3 separate regions of the Homo sapiens genome follow, and all the other regions are linked to region 3. A link is a contact called in ENCODE Hi-C or POLR2A ChIA-PET data. All regions are on one chromosome and are shown on one strand. The core of a region is the stretch at or near the end of the contact, and the rest is flanking DNA. Distances in the headings are between cores, read along the strand shown.

Region 1 (3,308 bases), core at 183-2,682, 84 kb before region 3:
AGCAATAAAGTGGGACCAGCTGTTGCCTGGAACACGGAAACAGCCTTATGAGGTAGAAACTGGATATTATAGTGATTCTTCTTAAAAATGAAGGTGCTTGCACATTCTCTGGATTCCTTCTTACATTTTATTTCATTCAAGATGTATCTTGTATATTTTATGCATCTTCTGTGTCCCAGCTTCTGCATTTGTGGGCAAGCTATCCTTGAATATCCATTTCATGCTTGAATTTGCAGGGCTAAAGACACTTTGCAGCATTGGCTCTTTCTGCCTCTGTAAAATGACATCTTTGTTTGAAAAGCCTTTTTGTTTTTGATGGCTACAAATCCAAGAGACTCCATTTCCAAAAGTCCACTGCCTGTCTGCATTTTTGGGCGTGGGATTCATGATGCCTGTAAAGCGTTCTTCCTTTGTTTACACTTCTTTCGCTGTCTCGGACTTTAGCTGACACTTGGCTCCATGCCATGGTCATGGGCTCTTGTGCCTCTGCTCTATTAGCGAGGCATCTTGTCAACATGGTGGGCCAGCAAGCGTACTGGTGAGATTTCATGCATTCCCTCTCTGTGACATTAGGATGGTGGATGAAAAAGGTAGAAGATAGGTCTGTGCTGGGACTAAGTGCATGGTGGTAAAGGTTGAGTATTACAGTCCACACAGCAAGACAAGGCTCTCATCCCACCTACTTTAAGAAGCAATCCCCAATGGGCCAACAGTCACTAGTTTCCCCGGAGGAGTCATCTCAGCACTTTGAGATCCAGTTTGTTTTACGGTACTCTCCATGTTGCTCTCTGGGTAAAAGAGCATTTTTCTTCTGGTTATATCATGTCTGGGTGTGGAAAGGGGAGTCACTGACTCTGGCTTCACGCTTGGGGTGCTAGCTCAGGTTCAGCATAGAAAAAAGAAAACCATTACAAATATAATATTTCAAGCAGAAAGAGATTGGCTTCATCTAGGAAATTCAGTGCTCACAACATTTTAGAAGAGAAGGAGTAGTAAAAATCAGCTTCTGGTGTTTTGGTTTCAAGATCAACCACTGTTGCTATAAGCTAGAGGTCAGAAAACCTGAGCTCCTGCCACCTCTGTTCCAGACACTGGTGACCAGGGAGTGGAGTGCAGAGCCCAGTTGTTGCTACTTGCTTTTGTTGGCACATCTTGTCTGCTGTCACAGCTGTGGGAAAACAGTCTCCACCTCTCCTCTGCCTTCCAAATAGCATGAAAGTTCATTTCACTGGCAGAATTTAAATCTCACCCAGAACCCTGGCTGCCTTCCAGACCCTTGGAGGAAACACAAATGAGAGTAAGAGTAGATGTCTACTGTCAGCAGATAATATCTAGTATGGCACTTTGGTTGCTGTTTAGTGACTTTTTTTTTTTTTCTTTTTCCCATAGGAGGATAAGGTGAGATTCCTTCACAAATGGTGGCTCCAACTGGAATTCATTGTCCCAAATTCTGAGAACTCCTGAGGAAAGATCCAAAAGTAATATGGCTCAAGATTTTTGAACTGCCCAGGCTCTACTCAGGCTCTTGGACATCTTGCCCATCTCAAAGGTTTGTTTTTTCTCTGCAACAATGTTCAATATGGTGTAGGCAAAGAAACAGCATTTGGAATCATAAGATGAGGGTTTGCATTTCACCTCTACCTCTTTCTACATCAAAGGCATTTCACTGGCAGAACTGAAATCTCACTCAGAACCCTGGCTGCCTTCCAGATGCTAGGAGGGTAGGAGTAGATGTTTACTGTCAGCAATATCTAGTGTGGAACTTTGGTTGCTTTTGGGTAGTCCAACCTTTTGGCTTTCCTGAGCCACACTGGAAGAAGAAGAATTGCCTTGGGCCACACATAAAATACACTAACATTAATGATAGCTGATGAGCAAAAAAGACCTCATAATGTTTTAAGAACATTTACAAATTTGTGTTGGGCAGCATTCAAAGCCATCCTGGCTGCGTGTGGCCTGTGGGCCATGGGTTGGACAAGCTTGTTCTAGATGTTCATTTATTATTTCTGAGCCTCAGTTTCTCATTTGAACTATGAAGAAAATGATTGGATTATTGCTAGAATCCAGGGGAAGAATGGATTTGTAAACTGTAACGCTTGCTTTAGAGACTGGGAGTGCAAGTGGATGATAGGTCTCAGCTGTATCCCTGACCTGATGTGGCTCTTAGCCTAAGAAAGTCATCTCATCCAAGGGCTTGCCCTCTTTCTGGGGCAGCCTGTATTCAATGACCAGGGAGAAGAGAAGGGATACAAATATCTCAGTCCCCTAAAGGGCCCTCCAGCTCTTGAGCTCCCCGTGGTATCAGATGAGGATTCTACTGGAACATCATCACAGTTCAAGTTCTCTCTCTGCCCTCTCCTGTGTACCTTGCCCTGTGATCCAGGGGACAGATGTTGATCCAGAGGACACTCCTCCCAAAACCTCCTTGCACAAAAATTTCTGTCTGGGATTCTGTTTCCTGGGAAACCCAAACATCAACACTGGCTTAGCAGAAAAGGAATTTATTAAAGGATAATAAGTAGCTCATAGGATCTCTAGGAAGGCCAGCAAGCCAGGCGTGGAGAACGCGTTCTAAGAAACAAAGCCTCAGATCACTCCCTAAGATAGCTCCCTGGGAAATCTACAGAGAAAGATGGGACTCATAAAGTGGGGGATATCTTCAAATGTAGGAAGGAGATTCAGATACTGGAATCAACAACAAAAGAAAAGGCAAATGCCTGGGAAGCCTCATTGTGATGTTAGTTATGGAAATATTTGGTAATAGATTCTTGCAAAAGTACAATTATACTTTATTAGAGGTCTTTGTAGGGGTCATAATCTTAACCCACAGTCAATTTACCAGATCAGTAGAAGGGCTGTTTTTGGTCGGAGAATGGTGCACTGCCTTTGGAAGCAGAAAGTCTGGACCAAGAATAGATGCACAGTAGATAATCAAAAAATGAATCCTAAATACTCAGTTTCCCTACGGTTCAGACTCACCCTTTTCTGTACAACACTGTTATTAGTTGATCTTTCTCAGTCCCCTGGCTTCAATACTATCTTGATGATGGTGAATGCAACATTCATAGCACCAGCCTTAACCTCTCTGCTGAACTTCAGATTTATAGATTCAAACCTCTCCCCTTTAATACCCAAAAGACATTAATTAAACCAAAAAAGAAATCTTCACTCTGCCCCCAAATCTGCCTCCCCCACCACTCTTTCATTTCAGAAATTCACACTGCCCTGAGTCAGGCTGGGGCTTCATGCTCCCTTCCTGTGGCTAATAAGCCCTACTTGAAAAGATTCTCTAAATTCATTCACTTTTT
Region 2 (3,283 bases), core at 464-2,963, 110 kb after region 3:
GCATCCAAGCCTTGCAGATGCTATACCAAGTGGGAGGGGTAGAATGGATGCTGGAGAGTAAACCACAATCCACCACAAGCCAGGACCTGAATTCATAGCTTATGGCTCTAAATCCTAGGGGTTTTTTTCCTATACATTACATGTTGTTGTTCTTCACTTGTAGATCTTATGACTCCAAGTAAAGCTGCTATTTTTGCCTATAAATGTGCCTTAAAAGGCCCTCAGGTGACCAGATGTCTTTTCCAGCTGCTGCACACCAACACTGGACATTTCTTTGTGTGTGCTGCCATGATCTGTGAAGTCTTCTGCTTTTTTGGTTATTTCTCTAACTCATGTTCCTCTAGATTCTTTTGCCCCATTCATTTTTGTTTCAAATACATTTTTGTCTCTTTGTGTCAGAGCCCAACCAGGAAGACAGAAATCATTCCGAATATTTAAAACAGAGGAAAGTTAATGCAATGAGATGAAAGAAACTTAAAAGCCAAACAAGGGATGGTGAGGCAATCCAGAGACCAGCAGCAGCAGGAAGTTGCCGCCACTCCTAGGCTGGAGGGACAAAGGGAGGAGGTGATGCTAGCAGAGCCCAGGGACTGGGATTACCCAGAGGAAGCTGGAACCATGACAGACTTCCTGTGCAAACTGGAGTCGTGGAAGAGAGGGAGCAGCTGCCAGAGATACTACCCCAGGACAGAGGGAGAGGGAAAAATACCCTGACGTCTTCCTTCCTCCTGCTCATCAAACTCCCACCAGAGCCTCCCATTAGCCAAACTCAGCTAGAAGCCAGCTAACACAGGGCCCTGAGAACTGCAGCCGGGAGGGGTCAAGCCCCTCCCACAATACAGAACAGGGGAAGGAAGGGTGAGGATCTCACATCACACAGTCCAGAACCAGCTATATTTGCATGACAAATGTCATACATGTTCACTGTGGAAGTTTCAGAAAATACAGATATGCAAAAATAAAAAGGTAAAAATCATGTTCTATTAGTTCTGAAGAGGTAAGATCCAATCAGCCAGTCCCAGGGTACTGCTGAATGCTACCTGTTTCTCATTAATGATTGAGCAAGCCATGTTCTAGTCTTCTCCCTATCAATAGGCCAAGCACTCTAGCAGTTTGACATTTTGTTATACACACTCTGAGAAATTCAATTTCTCCCTTCTATTAAGTCAAAAGTAAAAAAACCAAAACCAAAAAAAAAAAAACCCCAGATTTTAGAAAGGTTGTTAAGAAAAACTTTATTTCTTCTAGGAACCTGTTTTTGCTTTTTTTCCCAGGTAACATGTGCCATATGATTTATCAGGTTTTCTCTTTTTGCCCAGGCTACTAGGAAACTCAGAGATACATCTCATGCTCCAGACCAGCAACTTTAACCCTTTGGGTAGGCGTGTGCTTCTTCCCTCTTCTGCATGTTCCAAATTGTATTTTATCATATCAACTCTATTATGCATGTGTGTGTGTGTGTGAAGAAGACAGGGATGAATATAGCCACAGAAGGGAGAAGACCTTGAGTTATTGCCCCAGAGAGTTGCTGGGCATCACTTGCCCTGTCCAACTTTGTCCACTCTATGCCAGCTGCCCAGCACTGGGAGAGTCATCTGCCACAGTAGAACAGACTTTTCTGTCACCCTCCTCAACAGCAGATGGCCGCTCTGCACTCATCCGTGTCATACATCATTGCTGAGTGAGACACCACCAACCACTGTGCAAATCACTAAGCGTCTTTGCCTCCAACTCTGTGGTAGGCTGGGAATTATGCCTGCGCACTCAAATCCACTCTATTTCAATAATTTTTCAGCTAAGGGGGCTCAACTGAGCATCGTGACAATGGTAAGGGGTGGAGCTAGGGGCTGTCAGTGGGATTATGGTTAGATTTTTAATTAGATGGGGCATTTTAATTAGGTTGGGCAAAAGCTTTTTCAAGGAGGTGAAAGCATTGTCTCCTCCGGCGAGCACGTCTCTGGCTTATTTAGCTTCCTTGATTCACAAGTTAGTCCCTCTTGAAGTGTTTTTCTTGTACTTTGTTTATTTGAGGCTGATAGTCTGGGCATGGGGCCCAGTTTAATATAATTTTTACTGTTGCTACCACATCCCAAATTCTATTGAGATGGTTGTTATCATTGTTGTTAAGACACCTTACAGTGTCAATTACCAAGGCCAGGTGTACTCCCATACTCCCCCCACCCCAGCGCACCCCTTTTCTTTTCTTTTTTTTTTTTTGAGACGGAGTCTCGCTCTGTTGCCCAGGCTGGAGTGCAGTGGCGCGATCTCAGCTCACTGCAAGCTCCGCCTCCCGGGTTCACGCCATTCTCCTGCCTCAGCCTCCCGAGTAGCTGGGACTACAGGAATCCGCCACCACGCCCGGCTCATTTTTTGTATTTTTAGTAGAGACGGGGTTTCACCATGTTAGCCAGGATGGTCTCGATCTCCTGACTTCGTGATCCTCCCGCCTTGGCCTCCCAAAGTGCTGGGATTACAGACATGAGCCCCTCCGCCCGGCCCCCTTTTCTACTTCACCTATTAGAAATGAAGCTGATGCTTACTCCCGTGCCATTGAGACAATGTGCGTTTGTGACTCTGTAGCATAGCAAAGTAGATATTTGGTAATTATCTGGATAATTTGATTGCGATAGGGAAATAGTTCCAATCACTTAGGTCCTAGAGTTTATCTGTGAGTCTAAAGAACATGAAATCTCCCCCCACATTGCTTATAATTTCCTCTGAGTTCTATAAATACATAGGATGCTTTTACAGCAAATTTCCCTCCCTAATTATGTTTTACATAATCTAATACATTCATATTAGTTTGCCTCCTCTAAGCATATAGCAGCCAAAAGATACCTTGGCTGGAAGGCTAGAGAGGGAAACTGACCACAGTGCATCATCAGTGTAGAGTTAACAGCTGACAATAATAATATAGATTCAGCACTGACAAAAGAAAGGAAATAGTGCAACATTTGGTTTGAAAAGTGTGTGTGTGTGTGCGCGCGCGTGCGTGTGTCTGTGTGTGTTCCAGTGTTCCATTTGGGTCAGACCCTTAGCATGACTTTAGAATGCAGGCGTTTAAGGTGAGGGATTGTAATAATAACCCACTTCAGGAGTGTGGACATTAGCCAATAGACATGCACCTCTGGCTTCCCGCCAAGACCTGAGGTGGAGCCCAGGCCTGGGCTTGTCCACAAGGTTCATGTCTTCAGCAGATACAGTCTTGCTGCAAAGTTGTACTGCACTAACAATGAGACTCACTGGAAAAATAAATAAAATGCTTTAAATGTTTAAATGCATT
Region 3 (3,271 bases), core at 139-2,638:
AAACATCTTTTTTTTTCTCTTTTAGTATTAAACTTTTATTTTAAGCTCAGGGGTAGATGTGCAGGTTTGTTTAGATAAACTTTTGTCATGAGGGTTTGTTGTACAGATTTTTTTTTTTTTTTTTCTTTTGGAGATGGAGTCTCACTCTGTCACCCAGGCTGGAGTGCAGTGGTGTGATCTCGGCTCACTGCAACCTCCACCTCCCAGGTTCATGCAATTCTCTCCTGCCTCAGCCTCCTGAGTAGCTGGGATTACAGGCACATGCCACCACGCCTGGCTAATTTTTGTATTTTTACTAGAGACGGGGTTTTGCCATGTTGGCCAGGCTGGTCTCGAACTCCTGACTTCACGTGATCTGCCTGCCTCAGTCTCCCAAAGTGCTGGGATTCCAGGCATGAGCCACCATGCCTGGCCTGTTGTACAGATTATTTTGTCATCCAGATGTTAAGCCTAGTGTACATTAATTACGTTTCCCAATCCTCTCCCTCCTCGACCCTCCACCCTCTGCTGGGCCCCAGTGTCTGTTGTTCCCCTCTCTGTTTCCATGTGTCAACATCACACTATTAACATTTGTAAATGTATATCTGTGTATCACCCCCAAATTATCATGCTTACCCTATGAGTACCCGTACCACAGATTGAGCAAAACCAGCTTTAAGTACTCAGCTCGGCTGCCCTGCGTTAGTCACCTCCCTCCACCAGTGCATACCATGAGCATAAAATAGTTTCTGGGAGGTCAGTGATTCACTTGGTATTTACTTGTTTTCTAGACTTTAGGAAAAAGGAAATCTTTCTATATGAAAATCATGTACACATCTACAGAAAACCTCATCTTTGTTGTGTTCCAGAGCTTTAAAAGCAAGCAGCACATCTGCTGCAACATCCTCTCATGCCTGCATCAGAGCCTGGAGCCCACCTTGACTGGCGCCCACACCTGGCAGGAAAGGTGAAGGTCCTGTGCTTGCTCCTCCTCTGCTCTGCTGGTCACCAGCTGGTGGGTCAGTCAGCTGGACCTGCACAACATTGAGGAGGCTGGTGGTGACCGCTGCAGCTCTGCATAGTTGGGGATTTGGGGATGTGGAAGGAAATTGTTTAACTCTCTGGTGGAATCAAACCAATCAATATCGCTATTTGGGCTTTCAATTAAAAACAGAACAATAAATCCTATCCTCCTTTTTCGCAAAGCTTCACTTATGTCCTACATTTGTGTTACTGACAGGAAGTTGGGGGCTGCAGAGAGTAAATTTTGGTATGCTAGGTATATGCCCCTACAAGGAAGATCAGTGCTCAATAATAATGAGAAGACTTCCTGGCTTTTCCTGCCAACTCCCAGGAAGGGTTTACTGCCTTGCAAAGAGTTCTAACTTCTTCAAAACAAGCTCTCAGGAAAGGGCCGGAGAGTAGCTCTTTGTTAATCATTGATTTTACTGAAGTGATTCCAGGGATCGCAGGTGCAAACAGCCTGTAGGACCAGCTTTAGAAAAAGCCATGTCACAAAGACACGTGGCATTTGACGTGCACATCAGCATTAGAGATCAAAAGGGACTCTGTGTCTGTAGGACTGGAGAAGGTATGACCTGTCTAAGGAAGACCCCCTGGTGCCAGTTGTTGGTTTGTGTGTGTGTGTGTGTGTGTGTGTGTGTGTGTGTGTGTGTGTGTGTGTTTGTTTTGAGATGGAGTCTGGCTCTGTTACCCAGGCTGGAGTGCAGTGGCACGATTGCAGCTCACTGAAACCTTGGCCTCCAGGGTTCAAGTGATTCTCCTGCCTCAGCCTCCTGTGTAGCTGGGACTACAGGCATGCGCCACCAAGCCCAGCTAATTTTTGTATTTTTAGCAACAGGGTTTCGCCATGTTGACCAGGCTGGTCTCGAACTCCTGACCTCAGGTGATCCACCCACCTTGGCCTCCCAAAGTGCTGGTATTACAGGCATGAGCCACTGTGCTGGGCCGCCAGCTGGTTTTGATATACATGTTCTAGTCTTCCGATTTGTAAAATAATCCGAAGATACAGATTTTTTTTTCCCATGAGAAATTTCCTGGTAGTTTGTAACTTTAGAAACAGATAAAAGAAGGACACTGAAGAATCTAAAAACCAAAAATGAGTGGACTGAACCATAAGTCACCATTGGACAAACTTTTGGCATTACCTTTTATCACAGGACTCCATATTGTAGAACTTCTCTGCCATTGTTGTATAAAGAAGTTGATTCCTCTTTATCAGTTGGATAGGGTTATGGAGAAGTCAAGAGAGTGAGAGATGGAATAAACAGATTAGATTGTGTTAAAGTTCTGCTTTTTTGGTAAACATAAAACTGGTTCAATATCTGCAGTTTCAAAAAGTTTAACCTAGGTTCCTCAAAAAATTAAAAATAGAATTGCCATATGATCCAGCAATTCTACTTCTGAGTATACAACAAAAAGAATGGAAAACAGGATCTCAAATAAATACTTGTACATCCATGTTTATGGCAGCATAGTTCATTGTATTAGGCTGTTGTTGCATTGTTACAAAGAAATACCTAAGACTCAGTAATTTGTAAGAAAAGAGGTTTAATCGGCTCATGGTTCTGTAGGCTGTGCAGGAAGCATAGCAGCATCTGCTTCCAGGGAGGTCTCAAGAAGCTTCCAGTCATGGTGGAAGGCAAACAGGAAGCAGCCACATTTCATGGCAAAAAAAATAGGAGCAAGGAGCGGGGGAGGTGCCAAACACTTTTAAATGATCAGATCTCACAAAAACGTACTATCACTAGGACAGTACCAAGGGGGATGGTGATAAATCATCCATGAAAAATCCACCCCCATGATCCAATCACCTCCCACCAAGCCCCACTTCCAATATTGAAGATTACATTTCCATATGAGATTTGGGTGGGGACACACACCCAAACTCTATCATTCATAATAGCTAACATGTAGGAGCAACCCAAGTGTCCACTGATGAATGAATGGATAAACAAAATGTGGTACACACATATAATAGAATATTATTCAGCTGCAAAAAGGAAGGAAATTCTGACACATGGATGAAACTTGAGGACAGTATGCTAAGTGAAATCTGCCAACAACAAAAAAAGACAAATAGTGCATGATTCCACTTATATGAGGTACTTAGAATAATCAAAACCATAGAAACAGAAAGTACAGTGGTGGTTGCCAGAGGCTTGTGTGGAGGAGGGAATGGAGTTACTGTTTAATGGGCACAGAGTTTCAGTTTTACAAGATGAAAAGAGTTCTGGAGGTAGATGGTGGTGATGAACATATAGCACTACAA

The links. A loop is a pair of places that touch in the nucleus more often than their neighbours do. ChIA-PET counts read pairs that join two places held with the same protein, here RNA polymerase II (POLR2A). Pooled maps may share reads with other maps.
Region 1: a loop to region 3 is called in a map of endothelial cell of hepatic sinusoid, with 2.9 times the contacts of the local background. The contact joins the promoter of LINC02513 here to the enhancer-like site in region 3. A Hi-C loop is called at or near these places in 1 of 168 maps with a recorded cell type or tissue (endothelial cell of hepatic sinusoid). POLR2A ChIA-PET finds 5 or more read pairs at or near these places in 1 of 52 experiments (AG04449).
Region 2: a map with no recorded cell type shows a loop between it and region 3 (3-fold over the local background). The contact joins the promoter of LINC02278 here to the enhancer-like site in region 3. A Hi-C loop is called at or near these places in 1 of 168 maps with a recorded cell type or tissue (lower leg skin), 8 of 37 single-sample maps with no recorded cell type and 8 of 50 pooled maps.

The regions. Positions count from the first base shown.
Region 1 is chr4:38,365,482-38,368,789 of GRCh38, forward strand. LINC02513 (long intergenic non-protein coding RNA 2513) reads left to right here and starts at 1,433. Exons shown (of 2, transcript NR_149123.1): 1 at 1,433-1,549. RefSeq lists enhancers at 1,014-1,093, 1,214-1,353.
Region 2 is chr4:38,562,290-38,565,572 of GRCh38, forward strand. LINC02278 (long intergenic non-protein coding RNA 2278) reads left to right here and starts at 1,714. Exons shown (of 3, transcript NR_146991.1): 1 at 1,714-1,827.
Region 3 is chr4:38,449,028-38,452,298 of GRCh38, forward strand. LINC01258 (long intergenic non-protein coding RNA 1258) reads right to left here. Exons shown (of 8, transcript NR_110951.1): 5 at 2,148-2,212; 6 at 917-1,013. Among named protein-coding and RNA genes, the nearest start is that of LINC01259, 59 kb to the right of the region's middle. RefSeq lists enhancers at 3,107-3,256, 3,267-3,271. Within about 2 kb of position 1,389, at least 5 of the 41 ENCODE cell types and tissues checked have a DNase peak (open chromatin) inside an H3K27ac peak, as active enhancers do.